2 separate regions of the Homo sapiens genome follow, and region 2 is linked to region 1. Evidence: chromatin contacts called from ENCODE POLR2A ChIA-PET data. All regions are on one chromosome and are shown on one strand. The core of a region is the stretch at or near the end of the contact, and the rest is flanking DNA. Distances in the headings are between cores, read along the strand shown. Region 1 holds the start of SCGB2A1 (secretoglobin family 2A member 1). Region 2 overlaps EEF1G (eukaryotic translation elongation factor 1 gamma).

What was found. ChIA-PET counts read pairs that join two places held with the same protein, here RNA polymerase II (POLR2A).
Region 2: POLR2A ChIA-PET joins it to region 1 with 12 read pairs in activated CD4-positive, alpha-beta T cell. The contact joins the enhancer-like site here to the promoter of SCGB2A1 in region 1. POLR2A ChIA-PET finds 5 or more read pairs at or near these places in 2 of 52 experiments (WTC11 and activated CD4-positive, alpha-beta T cell).

What each region holds. Positions count from the first base shown.
Region 1 is chr11:62,205,650-62,213,207 of GRCh38, reverse strand. It overlaps SCGB2A1 (secretoglobin family 2A member 1), which reads right to left and starts at 4,535. Exons shown (of 3, transcript NM_002407.3): 1 at 4,422-4,535; 2 at 2,608-2,795. The coding sequence starts at 4,476.
Region 2 is chr11:62,552,454-62,560,011 of GRCh38, reverse strand. EEF1G (eukaryotic translation elongation factor 1 gamma) reads left to right here. Exons shown (of 10, transcript NM_001404.5): 10 at 175-416. The coding sequence ends at 333. Among named protein-coding and RNA genes, the nearest start is that of AHNAK, 9.4 kb to the right of the region's middle. RefSeq lists enhancers at 1,650-2,165, 2,980-3,139, 2,398-3,201, 3,170-3,309, 3,640-3,699 and 4 more and a silencer at 6,302-6,351. Within about 2 kb of position 3,056, at least 41 of the 41 ENCODE cell types and tissues checked have a DNase peak (open chromatin) inside an H3K27ac peak, as active enhancers do.

The DNA.
Region 1 (7,558 bases), core at 3,286-5,785:
TCCCAGCACTTTGGGAAGCCAAGGAGGGCAGATTGCTTGACCCCAGGAGTTTAAACCAGCCTGGACAATATGACAAAATGCCATCTCTACAAAAAAAAAAATATATATATATATATGTGTATATATGTGTATATATGTATATATGTGTATATATGTGTATATATGTATATATGTGTGTATATATGTATATATGTGCATATATGTGTACATATATGCATGTATATGTGCACATATATGTGTACATATGTGTACATATGTGTGTACATATGTGTGTATATATGTGTGTGTGTATATATATGTATATATATGCCAGGTGTGTTAGTGTGCACCTGTAGTCGCAGCTACTCAGGAGGCTGAAGCGGGAGGATCACTTGAGCCCAGGAGATGGAGGCTGCAGTGAGCTGTGATTGTACCACTGCATTCCAGCCTGGGCAAAAGAGCAAGACTCTGTCTCAAAAACAAAAACAAAGACAAAAAAACGGAAACAAGAAACACTGGAGTTTTACAATATGAATGATTAATCTGAGGGGTTTTTTTGGTTTGTTTAGGATTTTTGTTTGTTTGTTTGTTTTTGAGATGGAGTCTTACTCTGTTGCCCAGGCTGGAGTGCGGTGGCACTATCTTGGCTCACTGCAATCTCTGCCTCCTGGCTTCAAGTAATTCTTCTGCCTCAGCCACCCAAGCAGCTGGAATTACAGGTGTGCGCCACCACGCCTAGCTAATTTTTGTATTTTTAGTAGAGACAGGGTTTCAGCATGTTGGCCAGGCTGGTCTTGAACTCCTGACCTCAAGTGATCTGCCCGCCTTGGCCTCCTAAAGTGCTGGGATTACAGGTATGAGGGATGCACCTGGCTAATCTGAGTTTTTAAAGAAAAAAATGATTCAACCATCCCAAATTGCAGTTAATATTTATTTTTATCCTTGAGCATTTGATATATCTTTACATTTTTTATTATGGAATGTTTTAAATAAAATTTTAGGGTATTAAATAAATTCTTAAAAAAAAAATGTAATCCCAGCACTTTGGGAGGCTGAAGCGGGCAGATCACCTGAGGTCAGGAGTTTGAGACCAGCCTGGCCAACATGGTGAAACCCCATCTCTACTTAAAATACAAAAATTAGCAGGCTGTGGTGTTGTGTGCCAGTAATTCCAGCTACTCCGAAGACTGAGGCAGGAGAATCACTTGAACTCAGGAGCCGGAGATTGTAGTGAGCCGAGATCGTGCCATTGCACTCCAGCCTGAGCAACAAGAGCTAAACTCCATCTCGAAAAAAACGAAAAACAAAAAACAAAACTCGTAACCAACACATCTTTATAAACAGACAGAAATACTCCTTGTTATAACCACTGACTTTTGTTTTAAACAATTCTAGCACTCGTGCTGTTTCATACCCATAATCTGCACTTCCCACTTCATGAGGCACTTAATTAAGTGGTGCATGACTTCCAGTCATGTATGCTAACAAATCTTGGTTGCTTGGACTTGCATTTTAAATTCTTTATTTTAGGCCGGGAGCAGTGGCTCACACCTGTAATCCCAGCACTTTGGGAGGCCGAGGCGGGCAGATCACCTGAGGTCAGGAGTTCAAGACCAGCCTGGCCAACATGGTAAAATCTCATCTCTACTAAAAATACAAAAATTAGCTGGGCATGGTGGTACATGCCTGTAGTCCCAGCTACCTGAGAGTCTGAGGCACAAGAATTGCTTGATCCCAGGAGGCAGAGGTTGCAGTGAACGAAGATCATGCCACTGCACTCCAGCCTGGGCAACAGAGTGAAACTCCATCTCAAAAAAATTTTTTTCTTTATTTTAGAAAATGCAGAATTTGCACAAATTGTATTTTCTGAGCTAGATAAAAAAAAATAAGAATGTTTTGAATATTTGTTTTTGTGAAAGTAGGAAATTTCTTAGTAGATTGCTCCTACAAGTGTGTGATCTCTTGAGAACCAGATATTTTCTCTTGATAAAAATGTGCATGTTCTGGCTGGGTGCGGGGGCTCAGACCTGTAATCTCAGAACTCTGGGAGGCCAAGGGAGGCAGATCACTTGAGGTTAGGAGTTTGAGACCAGCCTGGCCAACATGGTGAAACTCCTTCTCTAGTTAAAATACAAAAATTAGCCCGGCGTGGTGGCGCACACCTGTAATCCCAACTACTCGGGAGGTGGAGGCAGGCAAATCTCTTGAACCCGGGAGGTGGAGGTTGCAGTGAGCCGAGATTCACGCCACTACACTCCAGCCTGAGTGACAGAGCGAAACTCCGTCTCAAAAAAAAAAAAAAAAATGCCGATGCCTGTCCCCGTGTGTCTGTGTGTGTCTATACTTGTGTGCTTATGTGTGTCTGTGTCTGTGTGAGAAGGGACTGGTGAGGTCAGAGGTAGACGGGTGATCTCTAAGGCTTTCTTTTCTCCTTTTTGCCTTTTCCATTTATCACTCCCTAAAGATTCTCAATGTGAAGTGGCAAAGCAGCCTGGAGACAAAGTTTAATGAATTGATATATAAAGAAAGTTTGTTCACCAGTTGCTTGGCATTCTTGGTGCCAAATTTAGAGCCCGCTGGTTCTGATCAGTGATTTTCAAAGGGTACATAAGAAGAAACCCAAATTACCATCATCAGTCCAAAGTTTTTCAGAGTTCTATGTGACTGGTTGAGGAAACACTGCTTGAATTTCCCCATAGCCTCTGCAGCGGCATCACTGTCTATGAACTCTTGAAGAAGCTCTTTGTATTCAGGTATAGATATGTCGGAATTGATGGTCTTTTCAACCATGTCCTCCAGGAGTTTGCAGCCAGAATCTGGAAAAAAAAAAAAAAAAAAAAAAGACACAAGAACATGGGCCATTACTAGAGGTGTGATTCATTCTACAGATGAATTGGGAAGCTGGCTATCTTCGTACCTCCAGGGACAGACCGAGGTTCAGAAAGATTTTGGTGCAGTATGCAGAGTTCTCAATTCTGGGAGTGTAAACTCAGGCTCTGCAAATTCTCTCTGACCTTCCAAACCCAGAGAAGCCCAACCCTGTGTATTCTTGGTGAAGAGGACCCTCGAGAAATGAGGTGTTCTGACTGGGGGGACATAGCAAACACTACTTGGACTTTCTTGGTTCAAAGTCATGCAATGCTTCCCTGTTATCATGCCCAGCATCAGGTAGGGTTTCCAAGGATTTCAGATGAATGGGTCTAGGACATTGTCCATTAGTTCTGTTGACTCTACTGCAATAAAAGGGAATGTGTGGCCAGGTATGGTGGCTCACGCCTGTAATCCCAGCACTTAGGGAGGCCAAGGCAGGCGAATTGCTTGAGCTCAGGAGTTTAAGACCAGCCTGGACAACACAGGGAGACCTCATCTCTACAAAAAATTTAAAAATTAGCCAGGCATAGTGGTGTCCACCTGTAGTCCCAGCTACTCGGGAGGCTGAGGCAGGAGCATTACTTGAGCCTTCGAGGAAGAGGTTGCAGTGAGCTGAGACTGTGCCATTGCACACCAGTCCCAGTCCCAGCCTGGGTGACAGAGCAAGACCCTGTCTCAAACACACACACACACACACACACACACACACACACACACACACATGAATGTGAAATAGAGCTTGTTCATGAGGGGATCTGAGGTCACCTCCCACTGTAAGGGAGAGGAACGAGCTCAGGACGTGGCTTCATGTGAGCTGGTTGTGCTCTGGACTTTGTGATTTTCCAGTTAGTTGACTGTGAGCTTGTCACCCTTCTACACATCTGCACCTACCTTGGATGCCAATACGGTAGGGTTTGGAATCCACCTTTGTGAACTGCACAAGGCAGGCTACCTATGGAAATATTAGCGCTGATTCCAGCAGCCGGGGCTTTTTCCTCCCACTGAATCTTTAGTGCTGGAAGGAGACTCCAGGGGTTGTGAGTTCTCACCTGTCTGCCTTGAGCCTGAAGCAACTGGGAGGGTAAGGGCATCCCAGAAGGACCCAGATCAACTCTGAGAACACAGAGTGAGCCACACAGGGTGAGAGACACTGGGTCACACTCTGCAGCCTGGGCCTTCTGTCCTGGGAGGTTTCCTATTTCGTTCCATATTCAAGGAGACCCATGATTATTTCCTGATTTCTAGGTGTAGATGCCATCTCTCCCTTGCCCCACTGAAATAGTTCATTTCAATATTTAATCCTGAGACTCATCCTGGTTTCTATGGTCACCGTGACCATGGTGAGACGCTGAGTGCCATGATACACTGTGTGCAGCTCCAATGCAGGGGACAGCCCATGAGGACACTGCATGCTTGATTGTCAGGAACTCATGGGGATCCTAAGGCCTATCGCACCCAGGCCCTTCACACTGGGGCTCGTCTGTGCTGGGGATTAGAGGTTGGGAGTTCTTCTACAGGGGCCCAGGTGACAATTCCTAGCCCAGAAGCAGCCCTCTCTGCCCAGAACTCACCTGCATAGCAGTGCAGGAGGAGGGCCGCCAGCATGAGGACCATCAGCAGCTTCATGGCGAGGCGGCTGCTGTCTGTGTTCAGTCGTGCGTGGCAGGGATCAAGGAAGTTGCTGTGGAGGTGAGTACCCAGCCCTGCTCTATTTATTCCCCAGGGAGGCACCTTAGTCCCTCCCAGGAATGAGGCAATGTGTCAACCTGGCATGGGACCAGGACACAATAGTGTACACCAATGGGAACACAGCCAGCCTGTGCTCTGTTTGTAGAAACCAAGAAGGCAGTAATATTTGGATCCCTGACAATCTGGGGACTACAATAATGATACATGGCTTTTAGTAAAATGGATGTGACAGTGTTTTCCAAAATATAAAGCAAAACCCAGTGGCGTGATCTTGTGGTCTCAACAATGTTGTTATTATTGTAGTTTTCTTCTAGTCCTCCTTCCCTTCTTCCTCCTCCTCCTTCTATTCTTTTTCTTCTATTCCTCTTGGTCTCCTCCTCTTCTCGTTATTCTTCAAGGTACAAACAGTTTCATAACTTGTGTATCTGCCGGTCCTGGAATCATCAAATATTTGGGCTATGTGCAATACCTGCATCTTCCTATGGGAGGCAGACCTTCCTAATCCATAGACATTTCTTTTTCAGAAAAGCGGGTTTTTTTGTTTTTGTTTTTTGGGGTTTTGTTGCTGTTGTTGTTGTTGTTTTGAGACAGAGTCTCACTCTATTGCCCAGGCTGGAGTGCAGTGGTGCGATCTTGGCTCACTGCAGCCTCCGCCTCCCGGGTTCCAGAAATTCTCCTGCCTCAGCCTCCTGGGTAGCTGGGATTACAGGCATGCGCCAGGACACCTGGCTAATTTTTGTATTTTTAGTAGAGACAGGGTTTCACCATTTTGGCCAGGCTGGTCTCGAACTTCTGACCTCAGGAGATCCACCTCACTCAGCCTCCCAAAGTGCTGGGATTACAGGCGTGAGCCACCATGCCCAGCCCCGAAAAGTGCTTTAAGTTTTGGGGAAAACATTAATATCTAACCTCTACTGAAAGCTTCTTGTTATTCTTGTTAAGAATTACAACACTAAGTTAATTCAACTTTACAAATTTATTTTACAATATATTTATAATTTAATTTGTGCTTAGTTCTTTGTTAGCCTTTTACGGTTTTCTATCCACTGACTGAGAGGATGCTGTGAGTGAGTGGAGTAACTGACTGCTTGGGCAGGCAGTGCTAGGCAGTGGGTGGCAATGGGGTTGGGTGATGATGAGATTTAGGTGATAAGATTTGGGCAGGTGTGGGTGTGGATCCTGGAGGCCACACGTACTCATGCTGTGTCTTTGGGCAAATTACAATGCTGGTCCCTCTGGGCTTCCTTTCTGTCTTTGTGAAACGGGTATAAGTGATGCTGAATTTTTTTTTTTTTCGAGACAGAGTCTTGCCCTGTTGCCCAGGCTGGAGTTCAGTGGCACGATCTTGGCTCACTGCAACCTCCGCCTCCCGAGTTCAAGCGATTCTCCTGCCTCAACCTTCTGAGTAGCTGGGATTACAGGCATGTGGCACGAGGCCCGGCTAATTTTCGTATTTTTAGTAGAGACGGAGTTTCTCCATGTTGGCCAGGCTGGTCTCGAACTCCTGACCTCAGGTGATCCACCCACCTCGGCCTCCCAAAGTGCTGAGATTACAGGTGTGAGCCACCGTGCCCGCCTGGCCGTGAATTTTTGTAAAGATGAGAGATACTCTGTAAATTTTTTTTTTTGAGATGGAGTCTCACTCTTATTGCCCAGGCTGGAGTGCAGTGGCGTGATCTCAACTCACTGCAACCTCAGCCTTCCCGGGTTCAAGCGATTATCCTGCCTCAGTCTCCTGAGTAGCTGGGATTACAGGTGTGCACCACCACGCCCAGCTAATTTTTATTTATTTATTTATTTATTTATTTATTTATTTATTTATTTATTTTGTATTTTTAGTAGAGATGGGGGTTTCACCATGTTGGCCAGGCTGGTCTCAAACTCCTGACCTCGTGATCCACCCACCTTGGCCTCCCAAAGTGCTGGGATTATAGGTTTGAGCCACCGCTCCCGGCCGACGCTCTGTAAATTTTTAATCACGCAGCCAAGCATGAGATAATTCTGAATAAATGGCAGTTGCATTCATGCGTGGATCCCTTGTTGTACGCATCACTGTTTTGCTTCTCCTGTGAGCTGGGCCTTGCACTAGATTCAGTTATAGAAACAGGTTAGACCAGGTGCTTGCTCCTGTGGACCTTATTTTCTAATGAAGGACACAAAGAACAAGACTAAAGATATATCAGAGGTATGAGAAAGTGGTCATTGCTGCAAAGAACAACAAAATATTCACAACAGCTGAATGCTGTCATAGATGGCCTGCCCAGGGGCAGTGGCCTGTAAGCCCCCCAAGGCAGCCTGTAGGAGCAGGTGCTGTTTCAGCTGAGACTTGGATGAGTGGATGGTGATGTCCAAGGACACATCTGGGGAAGAGAATTCCAGGGAGAGGGAACTGCAAGTACAGAAGCTTGAGGACAGATGGCACTGGCAAGGTAAGGAAGGGAAGGAACGTGGCCACATAGAATCAGGAAAAGGACGGGACAGCCTCACATGATAGAAAGCCCATCCCTGTTTAATTAGGGGCACAGTGAAGGTCATAGGAACAAGAAAAACAAAGTTGGCTCAGGTAAAAAAAGAAAAAAGAAAAAAAAAGAAGTCGATGAAACAGCCAGAGGAATGAATCCATTGTTAATTCCCTGTGAATGCATTGTTTTCTCTCTGGATTACTTGCGACATGTTTCTTTCCACCATTCAGGTGGAGCCTCAGTGGCCAAGAACAAACCTAATTTTGGGGAGGACAGAAAGGAGAAGTGTTGTTTACTTACCACTGTACACAGCTGACCCTGGCTGGTGGCCTTGTTTCCCAAGGGTAGTGAAGGACCTTGATTATGAAATGTGAGAGTGTCTCCTTGGCCAGTACTTATTGGGGCTCTGCCTGGTGCCCCAGTCCTTGTGGCCCTGCCTTGTCAGTCACCTTCTTACACAGAACAGAACTTCAGGAAAGGCCTCTGGTCTTGGAGCCATCTTTGTTGGCAGCAATATGCCTGTTGTTCAAGTCACCAAGGCCTCGTCTAGACCCAGC
Region 2 (7,558 bases), core at 1,807-4,306, 350 kb before region 1:
TGTGTTTTATTTCTGAGTTGATGGATGTTTAGGAGGGTTCAGGAATGCTTATAGGAAGGAGCAGTTCATGTTCACAGGAGACCTGGGGTCTGATGACATGTGTTTGAGCTGGAAGTAACACAGGTGTGGGGTGGTGTCTCATAACTTGACCACATGCTGGCTTTTTATCCCCAGCTGAGTCCAGATTGGCAGGTGGACTACGAGTCATACACATGGCGGAAACTGGATCCTGGCAGCGAGGAGACCCAGACGCTGGTTCGAGAGTACTTTTCCTGGGAGGGGGCCTTCCAGCATGTGGGCAAAGCCTTCAATCAGGGCAAGATCTTCAAGTGAACATCTCTTGCCATCACCTAGCTGCCTGCACCTGCCCTTCAGGGAGATGGGGGTCATTAAAGGAAACTGAACATTGAACCCTTTCCTGTCCTGCCTCCTTTGTGAGTGGTGGCGTCTTCAAGGGGAGTAGATATGTTGAAGCAGGGTACTTTCTGTGTTCGCAGTACCTCGATATGCAGGAGAGAAGACTTCAGAAGAACAGAAATAGAGGCCTGTGTTCACTTGTGATTTTAATTACCCTGCCTCCTACGGTGATGACTGTCTTCTAGCTGGGAAAGAGCGGAAGCAGTTGGGGCGGGTAGTGACATGGGGCTTTGTGACTACCTAATTCTTAGGGATCAGATTCCAGGCCTTTCCCAGTGAAGGGAGAGAATAGCTGCTAATAACAAGAGCTAACGTGTATAATTCACAGAGCGCAAAGGAACTTTACATTATTTCCTGTAACTGTCCTGTGAGGTAGGTAGCTGACAATATGCAAGGGTTGTAGTTTCTTTTTCTTTTTTTTTCTTTTTTTTTTTCAGACAAGGTCTGGCTCTGTTGCCCAGGCTGGAGTGTAGTGGTGCAGTCTCAGCTCAACCTCTGTCTCCCAGGCTCAAGCCATCCTCCCACCTTAGCCTCCTGAGTAGCTGGGACTATAGGTGTGCACCACCACGCCCGGCTAATTTTCGTGGTGGGTTTTTTTTTTTTTTTTTGTAGAGGTAGGGTTTCGCCACATTGCCGAGGCTGTTCTCAAACTCCTGACCTCCAGCGGTCGTCCCGCCTTGGTCTCCCAAAGTGGTGGGATTGCAGGCATGCATCACCATGCCTGCCCTAGGGCTGTGGTTCAAATGCCTCAAACCTGCAGGACAAGGCACAGACTACTCAGAACAGACACTGGCCTGGCCCATTGGCCCATTCCTGGCTGTGTTATCAGTCTGGTGGTGGTATCCCTGATTTCTAACGGGAAGCATAGGGATTTACAGATTTCACTAACTTGACTGTGATCACACATTTTAAGTGGTAGAGGCAGAGTTTTGAACCCAGTGGGTGTCACTTTTTTTTTTTAATTTAAAATTTTTTTGGTAGAACTGGGTCAGGAAAATGTTTTAAATTTTATTTATTTGAGAGCTGGGGTTCTTGCTATGTTGCTAAGGCTGGAGTGCAGTGGCTGGCTGTACAAAGGCTCAATCGTGCTATAGTTTTTTTTTTTCTTTGAGACGGGAGTCTCGCTCTGTCGCCCAGGATGGAGTACAGTGGTGCGATCTTGGCTCCACTGCAAGCTCCGCCTCCCGGGTTAACGCCATTTTCCTGCCTCAGCCTCCTGAGTAGCTGGGACTACAGGCACCCGCCACCGCGCTAGGCTAATTTTTTGTATTTTTAGTAGAGACGGGGTTTCACCGTGGTCTCGATCTCCTGACCTCGTGATCCGCCCACCTCGGCCTCCCAAAGCGCTGGGATTACAGGCGTGAGCCACCAATCGTGCTACAGTTTTGAAGTCCTGGCCTCAAGTGATCCTCCCACCTCAGCCCCCTTAGTAGGTGGGATTATAGGTGCATGCCATCACGCCTCACTTGGGTGTGACTTTTTTTTTTTTTTTTGAGACAGTTTCACTCTTGTTGCCCAGGCTGGAGTGCAATGGTGTGATCTCGGCTCACCACAACCTCCACCTCCTGAGTTCTGGTTCAAGCAGTTCTCCTGCCTCAGCCTCCTGAGTAGCTGGGATTACAGGCACGTGCACCATGCCCAGCTAATTTTTGTATTTTCAGTAGAGACGGGGTTTTATCATGTTGGCCAGGCTGGTCTCGAACTCCTGACCTCATGATTTGCCCACCTTGGCCTCCCAAAGTGTTTGGATTACAGGCGTGAGCCACCACGCCCAGTGGGTGTCACTTTGAAGCCTGTGTCCACACCCTGCTGCCTCCTAGAAGGTAGAGTAGTTGTAATTGTCAGCTAATATCCTGCTCAGGCCAAAGGTTACTATTTTTTCCCCTTTGAGCTTAATTTTTATTAATATCCTTTTCAGATTTTCTTGCTCTTCTGTCTTTTCCGAAGATCATTTAAGATCTTCCTGTAAATTTAACAGCTCAGGTGAAACTGGAAACCTCTAGATTGAGTCACATTTTGAGGCATATGCAGAAACGGTTGACTGCCTTTGGTCCCCAGCTTATGATTTTCTGTGTGGTTTTTTCATTCTGTTTCTTAGTCCAGGCACAGAAGAGGGCTCTTGGCTTGGATGGGGAAACCAGGTACATACAATGGGCTGGTAGTTGGGAGGGGATAGGGCTGTCATCTGCAGCTGAGCACTTTGACCTGCAGTTGGAGTGGGCAGAAAAGAGTTGTGGTTTAGAATCCATATGGGTGGAGATGGGCTGATGCTTGCTCAGACTGCTCCCTGGCTGCTCATCTTGAGCTGGGTCCAAACTTGATAACCTTTCTTCTGAGCCTCCTGAGCTCTTGTTAGCTAGGATCTGAAAATGCTAGGTGCAGCTGGTGCATTGACATGTTCCTGTAGTCTTGGCTACTTGGGTGGGGGGATGGCTGAGGCCAGGAGTTGGAGGCCTTAGTAGTGCTTGCCATGATTGCAACTGAAAGTGCTAGATGCAGGCTTGGGGCGTGCCTTTTAGCTTGTTGCTGGGGCCTCACTGAAGCTGTCAGACTCTTCCCAAATTCTGTTTCAAATCACACCTCCTTCTGTGGTTGTGGGACCTTCACCACCTTCCTGGTGTTTGCTTACCGTAACCTCCTGTGGCTGAAGCCTCAGGCAGGAGGGACCAAGTTGGAAGAGTAGTTTAGGTTTTAGAGGGCTGCTTGAAAGGCTCAGGAGGGAAGCCCAACTGTGAAGTGGGTCGGGGGTTCTGGGTGGGCCATGGGCAGCAGCGGGCCTGGCAGCCCACATGGACTAGGTGGTCTGCGCTGGGGCAGAGACCCCTACCTCAGCCTTCCTCTGCCTGCAGGAAGAGTGAGTCATCTGCACATCCTGCCTCCAGCCCTCGCCACGCGGTGCAGAGTAAGGGTGGCCAGGTTGTTGTTTGAAGCAGTGCTTGCACTTGGGCTAGGGCCAGTACCCACAAGCAGGAGGAGGAGCCTCAAGACGAGAGGGTTGTGGCCCCAGGAAGGCTGGGCCGTTGGCCTCTAGATGGGGGTGGGATGCAAGGGCTTCTCTGCTGTGGTGGGTAGGGGAGAGGTTAACAGTGGAAGTTTCTAACGGCAGATGTGAGGCAGGAAAGGGGAAGCACATCTGGAGTTCTTTCTGTCCCCCGCCCTGCCCCAGGGAGGCCTGAGTCACTGCAGCAAGGGCTCTTGCCCTTCCCATCCCCGCTGGGCTCTCCATGGCTTGCTGGATCCTTCCTTTTCCTTGCTTTTGCTGTGGGCAGCCAATCAGAGCCTGCGCCTGTGGATGTCTGTGGTTGCTGGGCAGTTTTCTCTTGGTGCTAGGGAGTCTCATGCCACCCAAACACCACATAGAGCTGGCGACCCGACTCCATGGTCCAGCACATGGCACAGAGACTGGGGTGAGGAGCAGAAAGGGAAGGGGGTGTTTGAATGGATCAGGGGCTGAGGGCAGGGCATGATCTTAGAAAACTAGGGTAGAATGAGGGAAGGGGGAGGCTCTTTTATCCACTTACTGGGCAAAATCTCAGAACCTCCACAGAGGGAGGGTGAGAGAAACTGGAGAAGGGGTCGGGGCTCAGGGCTGCAGTTGACTCAGATAAAATCTTTACAGAGCCTGGAGTGTGAATGGGAGGGGCTGAGAGAGACTTGGTTAGTTTGTAGATAAACCAGTAGATACTGGTTATAAGCAGCTATTTATCTTAGCTTTTTTGGCACTTCTGCTTAAGTCACTTATTAAAAAGTTAAAAACCTTTAAAGTTCTTCCAAGAAAGACTTATATTGTTTCCTTTTTTTCGTGCCCTGCTTTGAGCTGGAGCTGGACAGCTGCTGCTCTCACTGGGTCGGACCCATCCCACCAGCTGCCCACATGCCCCAAATGTGCCACTTCCCCTTTTGAAAGGTGGGGGAAGCCTAGAATGTTGAAGGGAGGGGAATGAAGTGCTTTGGAGGCTCCACCCAGTCATTTCTGAAATTAATACTGTGGTTTTCATGGCAACGGGCACTCTTTGTTGTCAACTCAGAACTTTCCCTCCACACATCAAATGGATTTTTCTGGGTGCTGTAGCTTCCCCAGCTCCTCCAACCAGTGTACCTATAGGGCACTGCAGGGCACTGACTTTCCCCACTTGCTGTGTTCCTGTGTTTTTGTTTTTTTTTTTCGAGACAGAGTCTCTCTTTGTTGGCCAGGCTGGAGGGGCAGTGGCATGATCTCGGCTCACTGCAGCCTCTGTCTCCCGGGCTCAGGCAATTCTCCCACCTCAGCCTCCCAAGTAGCTGGGATTACAGGTGTGTGCCACCATGCCTGTTAATTTTTTTTTGTATTTTTAGCAGAGATGGGGTTTCACCATGTTAGCCAGGCTGGACTCGAACTCCTGACCTCAGGTAATCCACCCGCCTTGGCCTCCCAAAGTGCTGGGATTACAGGCGTGAGCCACCGTGCCTGGCCTGCTCCTGTATGTTTGAATGTGATTCTGGGGTTCCCACCCCGTTCTCTTCCTCTAGTGCTGTGGAGCTCACATTGGTGCTCCTGAAAGGTTACAGAAACTGCCACCTGTTCCTGTCTGTTTGCTCCAGTCAGGCTGGCATGGCTCCCAGAGCAGGCTGTTGTTTTACTCCAGGGGAATTACTGGGGTGTCCCAGTGCCTCAGCACCCAAGGGATGGGTGGAGTAGGGTATGGTGGGGGGTGCTGGAGGGCAGCACTGCCATCAGTTGCATCTCCCATTAGAGGGAGAATACCTTGGGCTGGTGGTACTGGCTCAGTGGTGATGTCCTGGCGACCCCGTCTCAATGTTCCTGGGCTCTCTTCACTCCCCTAGGCCCCTCCCTTCTCCACCCCTCTTTGTTTTCTTGATTTCCTCAGGATTTTGAGGCAAGCCTATTGAATGGGCGATGTGCAGATCATTGGGGCAGATGGTCAGTTAGGGTTTGGGGCTATTTCTGATAGGATCTCCCATGGAATGTGCCTCCACTCCCAGCTGCCCCCTCCCCTCTGCAGCAGGAACAGCTGTCATGTGAAGGCCTCTCTGCTGGCTCAGCCCTTTTGCAATCATCTGGCGGGCTCTGCTGGGATGGGGTGGATGGTGAAGATGGGCAGAGCCAAGGGGTGAAGGAGGGAATGTGGTAGGGCAGGGGGAGCTGTCAGAGGGTAAGGAGGGCTCTAGAGTTCAGGGCTGAGGGAAGAAGGGCTGCCAAGGTCAGGCAGGAGGGGTGGAAGCTGCTGAGCAGGCCAGGGAGGTGGAATGATGAGCTTACGGTACCCATCCTGGGAGACTTTCAAGGTGGAAGGATAGTTGGTTATAGCGGGAACCCAGGCAGTCATCCTTCAGGGAGATCCGCATTTCCCCTGACTCACAGGGGACCCAAGGGGTGCTTTCCGGCTCTTCTTCCATGTGGGACCTGAGTCACCAAGATGCCTAGGGTGTTGGCTGCCCTATGGTGGCAGGTCCTGTGCCCAGCCCTGCCCTACCCTACCCACTCTTACTGTTAGGACAGGGGTTAGCAAACACGCCCCTTTTATCCCACTCTTCAATAGTAATTACCCATCTCTTTGACTCAGACATACAGAATGTACCTCTTGCAGGGACTGCCAGAGACCGTCTCTAATAACCCGTTATTTTACCAGTGGGGAAACTGGAGCCCAGAGAGTTGAAGTGACTTATCAAGGGTGCATCCGAGCTTTTCCACAATCCTTGCAGTCACTCACTGAGTCACTTCTGCTCCAAAGCTGAGCAGGAGGATGCTGCCCTCAAATGCTGAGGGATAAGGGTGGTGGACACAGCATACCAAGTGTGGAGGGGCAGGGAGAGCGAGGCATCTAAAGGCTTCCTGCACCCGTAGCTTGGTAAGGGTAGCTTGGTAAGGAGCGTGGAAGTGGAGCCAGCCCTGGGGCCAGGGTCAGATGTAGCGATCCAAGTCCTGGGGCGGGCACAGGGCACGGAGTGTAACAGAGGCGGGACTTCGAGTGACAGGAACCTCAACTATGTGGTGACTCAGGCTCTGGGCAGCCTAGGCCCTTCCTTCCCTGCTCAGCCTGATCTCCTTCAACTGGACTTAGGGAACTGTAAGCAGAGGAGAGAGGGAAACCCAGGCTGGTCTCTCTTTCCCCAGGAAGCTGGGGGAAAGGCAGAGGAAGTTGGAAAGGACAGGAGAAAAGCAGATTCCAAGAAAGGGGTGAGGAGGTGGTGTTCCCCGCTTCCTCAGCCCCTCCCTCCCTGCTCCCCACTGGGGAGGGGAGCTGGCTGGGGCGTTGGCTGCTCCGTTTACTCCAACTCCCTCCCTCGGCTCCTGTTTACAACTCAGCCCGCCCAGTCCTTAGCTCAGTGCTGAGCTCTTCTGTTTTCTCTCTCTCCCTCCCTCCTTCCTTCACAGCCTCATGTCTTGTCGCTTCTTTTCCTTAATCTCAGGTCTGCATCTCCTCTTATTGCCCCACAGCATTCCCACACCCCTAACTCTGCCTGAAATCCAGCCATGACCCATCGTGTCCACCTGCCCCACTCTCCCTGCCCAATTTCTTTCCCTTCCACCTGCCTGGACAGTCTTTCTTTGCCTTCTTTCCTCCCAGACGGTACTCTGGAGACAGCCTCATGTCTCTTGTTCTCTAACCAGCTTTAACTTGGGTTCTGGTTGGGCTTGAAGATTTCATTAGGACTGAGTGTAATTGGAGAGTTTCTGTGTATCAAAGCTCTCTGATCTAAGAAATTCAGGAACTCCTTATTTGAAGCTTGAAGTTTAAATACAGGCTGGGATTTGAATTGAGCTGGGGAAGGATGATTTTACTTGGCTTTATATTTTCGGCTAGGGTTAAGGGTTTGGGGCTTGAGAATTGCTTAGGAAATAATGTTTGGATTCCAGAATCACCAGATAGATTTGCTTTTGGGGGGTGGGGTGGACAATGACAGATTAGGAAGTGACGGAAGTGAATGGAGAAGGGCCTGTTTGGCAGGGATGCTAATCCCTGGGCTGGTGTGTGTATGGGGTGGAGGCGGGGTCTGGGAGATCCCAGATGGTGCTAAGAAGGGTTAACAGTCATTTCTTTGCTGCTGCTGCTGCTTTTTTTTTTTTTTTTTTTGAGACAGAGTTTTGCTCTTCTTGCCCATGCTGGAGTGCAATGGCGCAATCTCGGCTCACTGTAAC